2 separate regions of the Homo sapiens genome follow, and region 1 is linked to region 2. Evidence: chromatin contacts called from ENCODE Hi-C or POLR2A ChIA-PET data. All regions are on one chromosome and are shown on one strand. The core of a region is the stretch at or near the end of the contact, and the rest is flanking DNA. Distances in the headings are between cores, read along the strand shown.

Region 1 (6,492 bases), core at 3,139-5,638, 34 kb before region 2:
AGTAAGAGTATGGGGTTTGCCTTCTACTTGAGGTTGTCTCTTGTCCCCCCTCTGAATTGAGGAAGCGGAGGACAAGAAACGAGCTGAAAGCATACATGTGGACGGGCCCTTTTTCCCTGAATGTAACAGAAATGTAATAAACTAGGTAAAACCAAGCTGTACTAGGTCTAGAACTTAAGTTAACAGCCCTCAGCCATCACTAACTTAAGGAAATCAGTAGTTAAGTGCCACCACTGTCTACATATTCCTCAAGTTACAAACACATTGCAAATATGGAGCTACACACAGCTGCCCCCACTCCCTTACCTTCTCCCGCTTCCCCCCATGAGGTGCGTGCACAGGTACCCCACAGGCTGATGCCCCTCTGCCCCACAGCCCCCCAGAGACAGAAGCAAGGCCACGGACAGGACCCCTGCTGAGGCAAGTAGAGGAAACTGTCCCATTACTCATCCTACAAGCATTATATGAAATCACTATCCTACACTCTCTTCCTCACTTTCTCCTTCGTGGTTGGTGTCCACTGTTTCCTCTAATTTCATTATTCACAGTTATTTCCACTTCAGACCACGTTGCAGTCTTACAAATACATATCCTCTTTACTTCTTCCTTTCCTTCTGTTACCCCGAGTATTTCAGGAAAAAGTCTCTCTCCATTTAAATTGGGATTTCCTCCTCCCTTCCCTCCTCTCAGAAAAAAAAGCTTTACTATCACCAGTGAACATCAAATTAGTCACAGCAATGTAACCGTAATTTTTCAAAGTGGGGGACTAAACTTTTGAAGAGAAAATTAGATTACAAACTGCAGGGATTCTGGTTCAAAGTGGTTGGCGGGGGCACCCATATATTTCCCCTTCCTCCAAAGATACCCTTAAAGTTACAGGTAAGAAATTAAAAAGATATAAATCCAGGGTTCATATCTAGCTGTTATGCAATCGTACAGCCACACTGGTGGTTTAAAATATTTAAATACTCTGTACTGATGAAGAGCTACTATCCCAATGCCCAAAGTGCCCCTCCACTGGTGGATCTCCCTGTCCCATCCACTGGGCCCCCTAAGACATCTCCTCAATCCTATAAAGAGTTAACATTTGACAAAGCTGGAGAACTCAGGGTCTCTGCTCCAGCATCCCTTCTGATTGATCCAGACCTGTTCTACACAGCTTAATAAATATGTTTCATATCATCCATTAATAAACACACAAGAGACATTTCAACAAATCTGTAAAGAGATTCAAAGTGCACCGAGAAACCCTGACTGTTGTAACAGGGTGAAGCAAGCCATGGTCTTAAAAAATATTTTTCTAACTTCTTTCACCTCAACCCACAGTAAAAAGTACATTTTACATGGAGATCGAATACATATCTACATATATGTCTGTGTTTTGGTATAACTAAAACAAATTTTACAAGACAGTGTTTACCCTTACGATGTGCAGGGCACCCTGACGTGTTCTCTTCTAAGCTATTCTTTTCATATAATCTTAAGCCACTACATGTATTTCATGACTTCATGAGTTCTCTAATGGGTTACAACCCGGTAGTTCAAGTACACTGGTCAGGAGTCACTCTGAAAGAGTACAGACACAGAGGAAGCAGTTGTCACAGGGGACCACACAAAGGTTCGGAATACTTAAGCCAAGTAAAGTAAAGGGTGAAAATGAGAAGTAGGGCTGAACAGTGTTATCTCAATTGAAAGCCTATATATGAAGACAACTGTTTTCCCCAACTCAAGCAAGGGAGAAGAAGTCAATGCCTGACTTCAAAGCTTCAAAGGACAGGCTGACTTTCGTTGGTGGCTGATGACTTTAAGTTGAAGCCAATGCTCATTTACCATTCCAAAAATCCTAGGGCTCTTGAGAATTATGCTAAATCTACTCTGCCTGTGCTCTACAACAACATAGCCTGGATGACAGCACATGCGTTTGCAGCATGGTTTACTAAATATTTTAACCCTACTGTTAAGACCTACTTTTCAGGGAAAAAAAAAAAAGAAAAAGATTTCCTTTCAAAATAGTACTGCTCATTGACAATCCACCTGGTCACCCAAGAGCTCTGAATGAGATGTATAAAAAAGTTAACTTTTTTGGTGCCTGCTAACACAACATCCATTCTGTAGCCCATAAATAAAGCAGTGATTTTGACTTTCAAGTCTTCCTATCTAAGAAATGCATTGCTTAAGGCTCCAGCTGCCATAGATAGTGATTCCTCTGATGGATCTGGGCAAAGTAAATTGGAAAACATCTGGAAAGGATTTGCCATTCTATATGCCATTAGAACATTTGTGATTCATGGGAGGAGGTCCAAATATCAACATTAATAAGAATTTGTAAGAAGATGATTCCAACTCTCATGGATGACCCAAAGGTCAAAAGTTCAAGACTTCAGTGGAAGTCACTGCAGATGTGGTGGAAATAGCAGCAAGAGAATGAAAGTTACAAGTGGAGCCTGAAGAAGTGACTGGACTGCTATAATCTCATGATCAGACTTGAAGGGATGAAGAACTGCTTCTTACAGATGAGCAAAGAAACATGGTTTCTTGAGATGGAATCTGCTCCTACTGAAGATGCTGTGAACATTGTTGAAATGACAACCAGGGATTTCTAATATTACATAAACTTAGTTGATAAAGCAGCAGCAGGATTTGAGAGGACTGACTTTCATTTTGGAAGCAGTTCTATTGTGCGTAAAATGCTATCAAACAGCACTGCATGCCACAGAGAAATCTTTCATGAAAGGAAAAGTCAATTGATGTGGCAAACTTCATTGTTGTCTTATTTTACAAAACTGCCAAAGTCACCCCAACCTTCAGCACCCACCACCTTGATCACTCAGCAGACACCAACATCAAGGCAAGACTCTCTACCAGCAAAAAGATTATGGGGCTGGGCTCAAGTCTGTAGTCCCAGCACTTTGCGAGGCCGAAGCGGGTGGATCACCTGAGGTCGCAAGTTCAAGACCAGCCTAGCCAACATGATAAAACCCCATCTTTACTAAAAATACAAAAATTAGCCAGGTGTGGTGCCATCTGTAACCCCAGCTACTTGGGAGCTTGAGGCACGAGAATCACTTCAACCCAGGAGGTGGAGGTTGCAATGAGCCAAGATCATGCCAATGCACTCCAGCCTGGGCAACAGAGTGAGACTCTGTCTCAAAAAAAAAAAAAGCAGAAGATCACATATGATTTGAAGTCTCAGATGATCATTAGCATTTTCGAGCAGTAAGGTATTTTTACATTTTAATTTAAAAATTGAAATTAATTTTTAAACAATTAATGTACATTGTTTTTTAGACATAATGCTATTACACACTTAATAGACTAAGGTATAGTGTAAACATAACTTTTACATGTACTTGGAAACCAAAATATTCATGTGACTTGCTTTACTGGGATACTCACTTTCTTGGGATGGTCTGGATGTGAACCCTCAGTATTTCCCAGTGTGCCTATGATGACTTTGGGAGGAAGGCTGGTGGACAGGGGGTGAAGTAAATAAGCTAAGTCTTCATCTACTAGAGCAAGACATTTTAGAAAACATCTAAAGTGAATAAATCGAGAAGGGGCCATAATGGAGGTAACTATAAGAAGAACTAACAGGACTTGAGGATCAAATCAGCAAAGGGGTGGGGACAGCCAGGGAAGGATTCCAGCAACTTGAAGGTTTCAAGCCCACTGGAAGGATATTTTTGGTTCAAAGCCGAGGGGAAAAGTAAGTGCAATGAGGCGTGCTGAGTCATGTCTGTCAGAAGAAAGGGCCACTCTATTCTCGAGAGGGCAAGAATGATTATGTTAGTTTAGAAACAGAAATGCAGGGTGGATCTCTAAGGAGAGGTTAGGGAAAAGCCTCTGAGTTTAGGAATAGTGACATTCTAGGAGAGGCCAACATCTTCAAATGCAAAAATGTTTCAGGAAAAACAACAGGGAGCCACACAGTCTTGGAGGATACTCACACTTAATGGTAGGGACATAAAGAGAATATAGGAGGCCAAAAAGTCAGAAGAGGAGAAAAACAAGGATCGAGTCAGTTCAAAAATGGTAAGTGGAAGAAAGTTTCTAGGAGGAAGCAGGAGAGGACCACCTGCAAATTACTGCAGAAAACCAAAGGAATAAGAAATTAGGAAAGGCCGCTGGGTTTGGTTGAAGGTCACTAATCTAAACCAACAAGGGCCAGAGAAATCAATAGCGTGGTGTTAGGAATGGTAGGAGCCAAAATATGACTGCATATTATGTGATGGGGAGATACTAGTGACACACAGAAAAGAAAGAACAAGAGAAACAGGCCAGAGGCTGGGGTGTGGCTGGCCATCTAAAGACTTGAATCTGAGGAAACCTCTGTATCTTTGTTAGCAGCAGGGAAACAATCGCATAAAACTGCTTTCCTTAAAAGAAAGAATTAGTCACACACTGTTTACACTGCTGCCTTCCTAGTGGCAATTTTTGGCGCACAGACAGACTAAACTTTTCCATATTTCTACTAAATCCATTATTTGACCTGCAGAGAGGGTGGGAGGATCTGGCAGAACACAAGGCCCTTTCCAGTTAAGAAAAGGGCTTTGGACCTCACAGAAAGGAACCCCCAATAGGCCACAAAAAGTTTCCCACAGAAGTCCAGTCCAACACAATCTAACCCGTTCCCCTGTGTTGAGGGTCCTTAGTTTTATAATCAGGAGTAAGAAAAAGCAGAAGAGGAAACAGGGATTCAGGAGGAAAGTGCAGGGGTCACCTTCAGGCTGCCAGGGCCAGTTCTTCTCCACAAAATTCAAGTGATCAATTGCACCCTGCCTGCCTTCAAGTTGTTGAGAAGGATGGGTGAATGCTACTCAACAAGCAGGATGGGCATTCAAGTAAATTAAAGTGTCAGCTATGATTTGATGCAGAAAATCTCTTCCCCCTGGAGAGTGCTCAAGGGCAATATGCACATAGGGAATGGCAAAGAATAAGCAAACCATTAGGAAGATGCCACATGGCAGCATAACACTCACACACACACACACACACACACACACACACACACACACACGTAAACGGAGACAAGGATTTATGGTCCATGACCCCATCCATATGGAATTACCTATCAGACCAAAACAGAATTAGGAGGTAACAGGCTGCTGATGAAGAGACTAAAGGGAAGCACATGCAGACAATGCAAACAGCATACAGACTACACACATGGTGCATACAGCATACAAACTATGCATACAGACAATGCATACAGCATACAGACTATGCGTACAGACAATGTATACGGCATACAGGCTATGCATACAGACAATGCATACGGCATAAAGACTGTGTATACAACATAGAGACTGTGCATACAGTGCATACAGCATACAGACTGTATACAACATAGAGACTGCATACAGACAGCGCATACAGCAGACTATATATACAACATAGAGACTGCATACAGACAGTGCATACAGCATACAGACTATGCATACAGACTGTGTATACAACATAGAGATTGTGCATACAGACAGTGCACACAGCATAGAGAATCTGCATACAAACAGTGCATACAGCATACAGATTATGCATACAGACAGTGCATACAACATACAGACTATGCATACAGACAATGCATACAGCATACAGACTGTGTATACAACATAGAGACTGTGCATACAGACAGTGCATACAGCATACAGACTATGCCGACAATGAATACAGCATACAGACTGTGCATACACAGTGCATACAGCATACAGACAGTGCATACAGAGCATTACAGATTGTGCATACAGACAGTGCATACAGCATACAGACTGCATACAGACAATGCGTACAGCTTACAGACAGTGCATACAACATATAGACTGTGCATTCAGCATACAGACTGTGCATACGGACAGTGCATACAAACAGCATATACAGACTGCCAGTAAAGAATATGGGAAAACCAGAGTATGCCAGAAAAACACAGCAAAAGTAAAATGAAAGGAGCAAACACAAAGTCAGGAAAATGGGAGAAATGAAAATATAAGAGAAAGACCAATAAAAATTGTCTTCGACTAAATGAGATGAAAGAGACAAAAGGGATTGAGAAATTAAAATGAAAGAAGGTAGATATTTGAGGGAAAAAATATAGAAAATAAGCGATTTTTAGTAATGGTCATTAAGAAACATGATCAACACAACCAAGTAATTCCAAATCTTCCTTTACCAGTGGTTCTTAACCAGGGGCTGTATTTGCTTCTCAGGGACACTTGGCAATGTCTGGAGACATTTTTAAGTGTCAAGACTTGGAGATGGCAGCCTGGCATCTACTGGGAAAAAGCCAGGGATGACACTAAGTATCCTATAATGCACAGAACAGCCCCCCACCCCAACAGAAAAAGTACCTGGCCCAATATATCAATAGTTCCATGGTTGAAAACTAGCGCTCTAAACGTGGGCTACTATCACCAAACTATTACAACAGATATGAATGAAGAGCCAATGACAGACAGGTTTACAGAGATGATGAGGCCAGGCACACAGAAATTTCGACCC
Region 2 (7,247 bases), core at 3,889-6,388:
GGTAACTTCAAAATCAGATGTTGGTTCAAACACGCATAAGGCCATTTTAACGGTTCAATTTTACAGCCCATCATTCTTGCATCTTGCCAAGAAAGTGGGAAGGAATTTTTTACAAACATAATTCCAGCATAACTCTCATAGCTGAATAATATCAATTTCTTTGATAGGACCAACAAATAGATGGTTTTTGCAGCTATCTCAAGATATTTTAAATTACAATAGGAGTAACTTTATTGTATTTCAAAATTTGAAGTTTAAATATTGGAATGTCAAGTTAGTAATAAATCAAAATGTATACCTAAGGTTTACCTTTTAGAAAATGTTGCCCCCCAAAAAATATTTTTAAATCATGTATCAACTTTCAATTATCCACAGGTCACCGAAAACCTGCAATGTGAGGATCATACACAATATTTGAATCAAAGCTAATTTTTCCTTGACATCTTAAGTCATTGTGTATAAAGTTAGCCTCCTGAGGAGCTAGAATTACAGGTGTCTAAGAAAGGTTTTAGAGATGCTCAGCAGTTGGCTCTCTCCAGCCCCATCTATCTGTTATCTGAAATTTTACCACCACAACATCTTTTTTTTTTATCCATTTTTTGTTTTGTTTTGTTTTGTTTTTTGAGACGGAGTCTCACTTTGTCACCCAGGCTGGAGTGCAGTGGTGTGATCTCAGCTCACTGCAACCTCCGCCTCCCAGATTCAAATGATTCTCCTGCCTCAGCCTCCCAAGTAGCTGGGATTACAGGCAGGTGCCATCATGCCCATCTAACGTGCTTTTTTTTTTTTTTTTTTTTTTTTTTTGAGATGGAGTCTCGCTCTGTTGCCCAGGATGGAGTGCAGTGGTGCGATCTCGGCTGACTGCAACCTCCACCTCCTCGGTTCACGCCATTCTCCTGCCTCAGCCTCCCGACTAGCAGGGACTACAGGCGACTGCCACCATGCCTGGCTAATTTTTTGTATTTTTAGTAGAGACGGGGTTTCACCGTGTTAGCCAGGATGGTCTCGATCTCCTGACCTCATGATTTGCCTGCCTCGGCCTTCCCAAAGTGCTGGAATTACAGGCGTGAGCCACTGTGCCCAGCCCTAATTTTTGTATTTTTAGTAGAGACAGGGTTTTCGTTGGCGAGGCTGGTCTCGAACTCTTGACCTCAAGTGATCCACCCACCTTGGCCTCCCAAAGTGCTGGGGTTACAGGCATGAGCCACCATGCCCGGCCTTTTTTTGACCCTTCTTAAGGCAGGTATCACCAGCTCTTTCAGTATCTCTACCCTAGTACAGGGCCTAGAGAAAGTAACTGAGTCAGTTGAAACTGCTAGAGGAAGAAGTGAAAAAGGCCATGACAAGAGATGGGAGACTGATGAGAAGAAAATGGTGGCAAAATAATCATTGCTGCTGCATTTGGGCAGATCAGCCCCGGTTTGCAGCTACGTCTCTTTTCTATCAATTCTTAAATGTTAATGAAGTGCCAGCTTATATTTAGTTCAGGACAACATATACGTTAAATCTACTTTTTAGAATTCTGTGAAGCCAAATATAATCAACATCTCAATTATACAGTTTCGGACGATCTGCACTTCAACTTCAGACCATTAGCTCACAACAGAAATAAAATGTGCAGAATGCTACTACTTGGCCAACCAAAACTAATGGAAAAAGTGGCAAAATGACTTATACCTGTATATCACCTTACAATTTGCCAAGTAGTTTCACATCTCCTGCTTGAATACTGAACTCAGCAAAAATGGGAAACTCACAGTGGCTCACACCTGCAATCCCAGCACTTCGGGAGGCCGAGGCGGGTGGGTTACCTGAGGTCAGGAGTTTGAGACCAGCCTGGCCAACATGGTGAAACCCTGTCTCTACTAAAAATACAAAAATTAGCCGGGCATGGTGACAGGCACCTGTAATCCCAGCTACTCAGGAAGCTGAGGCACAAGAATTGCTTGAACCTGGGAGGCGGAGGTTACAGTTAGCTGAGATTGTGTCACTGCCCTCCAGGATAGGCAACAGAGCAAGATTCTGTCCAAAAAAAAAAGAAAGAAAGAAGAAAAACTGATGTTTCAGAGCAACTTTGGAGACTGAATAAAATTTAATTATTTCCAAACTTCAAAACCAGTTAAAAAGGGAAGAAGAAAGAAAAACTAAGAAAAATAAATGTATGATAGGTTTCTTCAAAAAGCGTTGCAGTTCTCATAATACCTTGACTTTGTTTGGCTCGAGATGAAAACTGTAAAAAGGGGTGATTTCCTATTTAAATACAATATTGAAAGTGCACACAAGATAAACTTCCTCTGGTCATTTCTGGATTATTATCAAAGCACAGAGTCCTTTATAGTCAAAGAAAAATCTGTTGATATGTACATGGTAAAATAAAAAAACAAAAACAAAAAAAACACTGTGACATCATTCTGTGATTACATACAAAAGAATGAGGAAAGGCTGGTAATTCAAACTTCCTTCATGGTAAAAAATGTCTACAATTCTTTCCTTCTAGCTCTCTGCACCTTCTCATCTCCTATTCACTCCTCAAACCATGCAATCAGGTTATACATCATTTTTCTACAACTACTGAACTGGCCAAGATTAAGATTAACAATGACCACGTGAATGCCAACCGAAACACCATGTTCAGTGGTCACGTTGCCCGGCTCTGTGGAGGGCAACACTACTGACTACTCCCCCCAGGGGTGTCATTGGTGCTAATCAAATATCTCCAGACTTCTACTCTCGGGACACATGACAGGAGTACATATCCTCGCCCCCTCTGAAGTGGTGGTAGACCATAAGACATAATTTGGCCAATGAAACGTGAATGGAAATAACATAGGCTGAAGTTTTAAGAGCTAATACATGCTTTTCCATAACTTTTTCCCTCTGCCATGGCAACCAGCAATGTTTCTGAGAGTACTTGCGTGATACTATGACATATATATTAATATACCGGTTTTCAACCATGGTTTCTGGCTCGTAACTCCCATAGTCCTTATCACCTCATGTTGGGGCACTTTTAGTCCTCAAAAAACAAATCTCTCTCTCACTGACCTTCTGCCTTCCTTTCACCTGCACTTTTTTCTCCCCAAGGAAGGCCTTAGAAACTAAAAACATACTCAGATATCCCCCTGCCTTTCTGTCCTGAAACTGACCGTGAACAAATGCGAGGACCTTCCTTGTCTGATTGCAGGTCCTAAGGCCCCTGTTTCAGGGGTGCTGCCCCAGACCCTGGAGGAAGGAATGCTGCACAGAGAGGCTGAGAATCTGGACAGGCCTTGGTAGGTTTCCCCACTCCATGCTTCAATCATGCCTATCCAATGAAGTCTCCATAAAAGGCCGAAGAGGACTGGGTTCAGAGAGCTTCAGATAGCTGAACATGTGGAGGTGCCTGGAGGGTGGTGCATCCCGGGAGGACATGGAAGATCTGCGCCCCTTCCCCTAAACCTCTCCCTAAGCACCTCTTCGTCTGTATCCTTTGCAATATCCTTTATAATAAACTGGTAAACCTGTGTTTCCATGAGTTCTGTGAGCCGCTCTAGCAAATTAGTCAAACCCAAACAGCAGATCATGGGAACCCCAACTTGACACTGGTTGGTCAGAAGTTCCAGAGGCTCAGACTTGCAACTGGTATCTGAAACGGGGGCAGTCTCGTGGGACTGAGCCCTGAACCTGTGGGATCCGATGCTGTCTCCAGGTAGACAGTGTCAGAATTCAATTAAAGGACATTCAGTTGGTGTGCACTGCAGAACTGACTGCTTGCTTGCTGGTGGGCAGAAATCCCCACACATCCGGTGTCAGATTTGCTTTGTGAGAGTATAGTGGGGGAAGCACAGTTGGAGTTTTTCCACATTCAAGCTGCTTTGTCAGCTTAGGTCCCACAGTGAAAATGACATAAAGAAGAATCCCCAGACGACCCGTGATGAACATGTCCCACGTGTGATGATATGGCACAAAGCCCAAAACAGCCTGTAACTACTATCTGCATGAGGAAGAAATAAATCTTTGTTATTTCAAGCCCCTCAGATTATGACTTGTTACGACATCATAACCTAGCCTATACTTGAATTCTATCCTCCTTCCATTAGCTTGTGGACCACACCCTTCTGATTCCCTGCTTCCCTTCCCCCTGTTCCTGCTCCAAAATCCATTCTGCAGCCACCTCCTAGATGCTGTGCAAGGCAGCCTCTAAGATGGCACCCAATGATCCCACTGCCTGGTAGTCCAGATTCTTGCAGAATCCTCTCCCCTAGAGTATAAGGCAGATCAAGGGACTCATTTCTAATGAATAAAATATGACAAACATGATGGGACATCACTTCTGAGATTGCGTTTACAAAAAGACTGTAGCTTCTACTTTGTCCACATTCTCATTCACTGTGAGGAAGGCAAGCTAGCTGTCCTATGGAGAGGCCCAGGTAGTGAGGTATGAATGAGGCCTTCCGCCAAAAGCCATGAGGAACCAAGACCTACCCAAAGCCACGTGAGTAAGCTTGGAAGTGGCCTGAACGACTCACTCTTTGTTCCCATTGCTTATCTAGTCAGGGACTGCACATAGTGGCCCTCAACCCTGGCCATAAAGAACTCTGGAAAAATCTTTACTCTGCAAGCTCCACCCAGACTTGCTGAACCCACTATGAGTGGCTGTGGCCAGATCATGTATGATTAAAGAATAAAAAGTCCACAGGTGTTTCTCATACATCTAGCAAGGGTGAGAACCACTGCTTTAGAGAATCACTCAGCCCAGCAATTGGATGATGAGGAAATGCCCAGAGAAATGAACTGACTGGGCCAAGATCTCATAGCCCGTGGCCAACGTGGAGTTTTGACCCTATTCCCCTGACTACTAAACAGGTGTTACTCCCCCACGCCACAGTGCCTTCTCTACTGGGGTCTCCTCTGAGCTCAACACTCTAAGAAAACATACAAGAAAGGCACAGCCCTGCCTTCAAGGAGCTGCCTGCACAGGATCTACAAATTAGAAGGAAAGAAGCCCGTTAGAACATGCCTCTCCCATAAGCTGTAAGCAGCAAAGAATGGAATAGGGGTTCCAGTTCTTGTAAATTAGGTGTGGCCCTTGGGCTTCTGGGAAGTTTCCAATGTGGGCTGGCAAGTCTAGGCATTCTCTTGGCACAAAATCACCGAACAGTAAAGAGGTATCCGCTTAGGTGAGTGACTGGGCAGACATTACTTAAGAAACTTAAAGGACTTCTTTAAGCAAATCCCAGCCACAGTTGAAGTGATGGCCTGTGGCCACCAGCCATGGCTAGCCACCCACCGCCTGACAGCAGCTCAGAGGTTTCGCCATCCCAGACGGGCATGCCGCCCCAGTTATTTTACCCTTCACTTAGGGCCACCGTCACCTTGCCATGGCCCTAAGCAAACTATCCTTGGCAAAGCAACAACGGCTCCAGATGGAGAAATGACACACTATTCCAACAAACTTTTCAAAGGAAAAACAAATAGATATTTCTGAGTTTGTTTTTTTGTGGGCAGCTGGAAAAGAAAATAAATCCACCAAATACCAACACCTCTCCAAAAAGTGTGTTGCCAGGACCATGATGACTGGTGTTAAGAATGAGAGTTTCCGGCAGAGAGAATGTGACACATCGCTGAGTCAAAGGCAGGCCCAGCCCTGGCTGAAAACCTTTGTCAGAACTGGGTTATGCTTTCACTGTAAGAAGTTTAAAAGGAGGGCAATGGTGAAGTCACATCCATGAGTCACTTTCCCACATGCTATGCTCACTTTTCAACAGGATCAACAGACCAAGTACCCACAGGGTCTCCCTCAGACTGTGAGCTGTTGAGAGCTCTTCGGGGAATACCGTCTTCCATTCTAAGTCATAAGCACTGTGCCCACCCACTCCCTATAAATAACCCAGAGAAATTAATATTGCACAAAATGGTGAAGACAGTAAGCATTTGTGGATGAAAATGGGGGAAAGGGAGAATGAAGAGGCAAAAATCAAAACTGCATGATGTTCATTCTTGTTCTCTTCAACTTTGTTTTGTGAGCAGATAACTGGTCTGGATGCAGATGTCTGTACTAGGAACCTGAGTCTATGAGGCTTGAGAATAATCTTGACTGACAACTTCCAGGCTGTGCTGCACACACACCAAGGGTTTCAAGGTCAGCAGGTAACATTGACCTGCCCTCTGTTCACCCCAGAGATGCCTTAGCAAACAGCAAAAACTCTGGGGCAGGCAGCTCAGACTTGCTTGTTGCCCTCCTAGGAGACAACACTACCTTCTAGATCAAAATGGATCATAAGTGGGAATGACAAGAATGGGTGCTTCATCTGCAGAAATTTGGGAACTGAGGGACTAGATATTCCCATGCACAGGAGGAAGAGGTGCAGACTAGAGGGAGAGGGTGTGGGTATGAATGGAGTGGGGCGGGGAGGGAGGCATCAGTGCACAGAGCCAGGGGCATCTTTCTCCCCAGTCCAGGCTCTCGGAAGTCTGGCTTTGAGTGGGGCCATCATCTCAGGGTACCAGGGATACCTAACAAGTACACAGAGAGGAATCAACAGTCATGTATTGTGCTCAACCCTCTCCCAGACAACTTAACACAATTTCAGAACAAGAGTAAACTTTAAGTAAGCTTAACTTCCGGAGCAAAATATCCTGAGCCCCAAACAAAATTTCCTTTACTGCTGTTGGTTTTTGAAACTGACATTTATTGAGGCACAAAAACATTCATTCTCTGATCTAAATGGTTAGAATAGTTAAACATTGATATGAATCAGGGGTTAGCAAACTTTTTCCATAAAGACCCATATAGTATATATTTTAGTTGTGGGCCAAAAGGCAATATTGAGGGTATCATAGAGGGTACTTAATGAGAGAAAACAATTTCACACACATTTTTCATTGACAAAATTCAAAACATAATATTAATAACAAAGTATAATTATTTGTATATAAGCCTCCTAATGTGAAGAATGATATTCTTTTGGTAGAGGGAGGACAATTTGCTTAATTGGGACTCAAAGTTAGTATTCCTTATCATCAAAATCAACTGCAAATATTATCAAAATAATAAAAAGATCAGTGGTTGCCAAGGATTAGGGGAGAAGGAAGAATGAATAGGTGGAGCATAGAGGATTTTTAGAGCAGTGAAAATACTCTGTAGGATGCTGTAATGGCAGATACATGCCATTATTCATTTTTCCAAACCCACAGAATGTACAACATCAAGAGTCAGCAATATAAACTATGGACTCTGGACGATGATGATGAGTCAATGCAGGTTC

What was found. A loop is a pair of places that touch in the nucleus more often than their neighbours do. ChIA-PET counts read pairs that join two places held with the same protein, here RNA polymerase II (POLR2A). Pooled maps may share reads with other maps.
Region 1: a map of PC-3 shows a loop between it and region 2 (2.9-fold over the local background). The contact joins two enhancer-like sites. A Hi-C loop is called at or near these places in 9 of 168 maps with a recorded cell type or tissue (CD8-positive, alpha-beta T cell, PC-3, aorta and 6 more) and 4 of 50 pooled maps. POLR2A ChIA-PET finds 5 or more read pairs at or near these places in 2 of 52 experiments (K562 and MCF 10A).

The regions. Positions count from the first base shown.
Region 1 is chr2:33,102,112-33,108,603 of GRCh38, reverse strand. All of the region lies in intron 3 of LTBP1 (latent transforming growth factor beta binding protein 1), which reads right to left. Among named protein-coding and RNA genes, the nearest start is that of LTBP1, 160 kb to the right of the region's middle. Within about 2 kb of position 4,388, at least 4 of the 41 ENCODE cell types and tissues checked have a DNase peak (open chromatin) inside an H3K27ac peak, as active enhancers do; they include PC-3 and ascending aorta, where a contact is called at or near this core.
Region 2 is chr2:33,068,427-33,075,673 of GRCh38, reverse strand. All of the region lies in intron 3 of LTBP1 (latent transforming growth factor beta binding protein 1), which reads right to left. Among named protein-coding and RNA genes, the nearest start is that of LTBP1, 130 kb to the right of the region's middle. RefSeq lists a silencer at 5,598-5,892 and an enhancer at 4,835-6,034. Within about 2 kb of position 5,138, at least 14 of the 41 ENCODE cell types and tissues checked have a DNase peak (open chromatin) inside an H3K27ac peak, as active enhancers do; they include PC-3 and ascending aorta, where a contact is called at or near this core.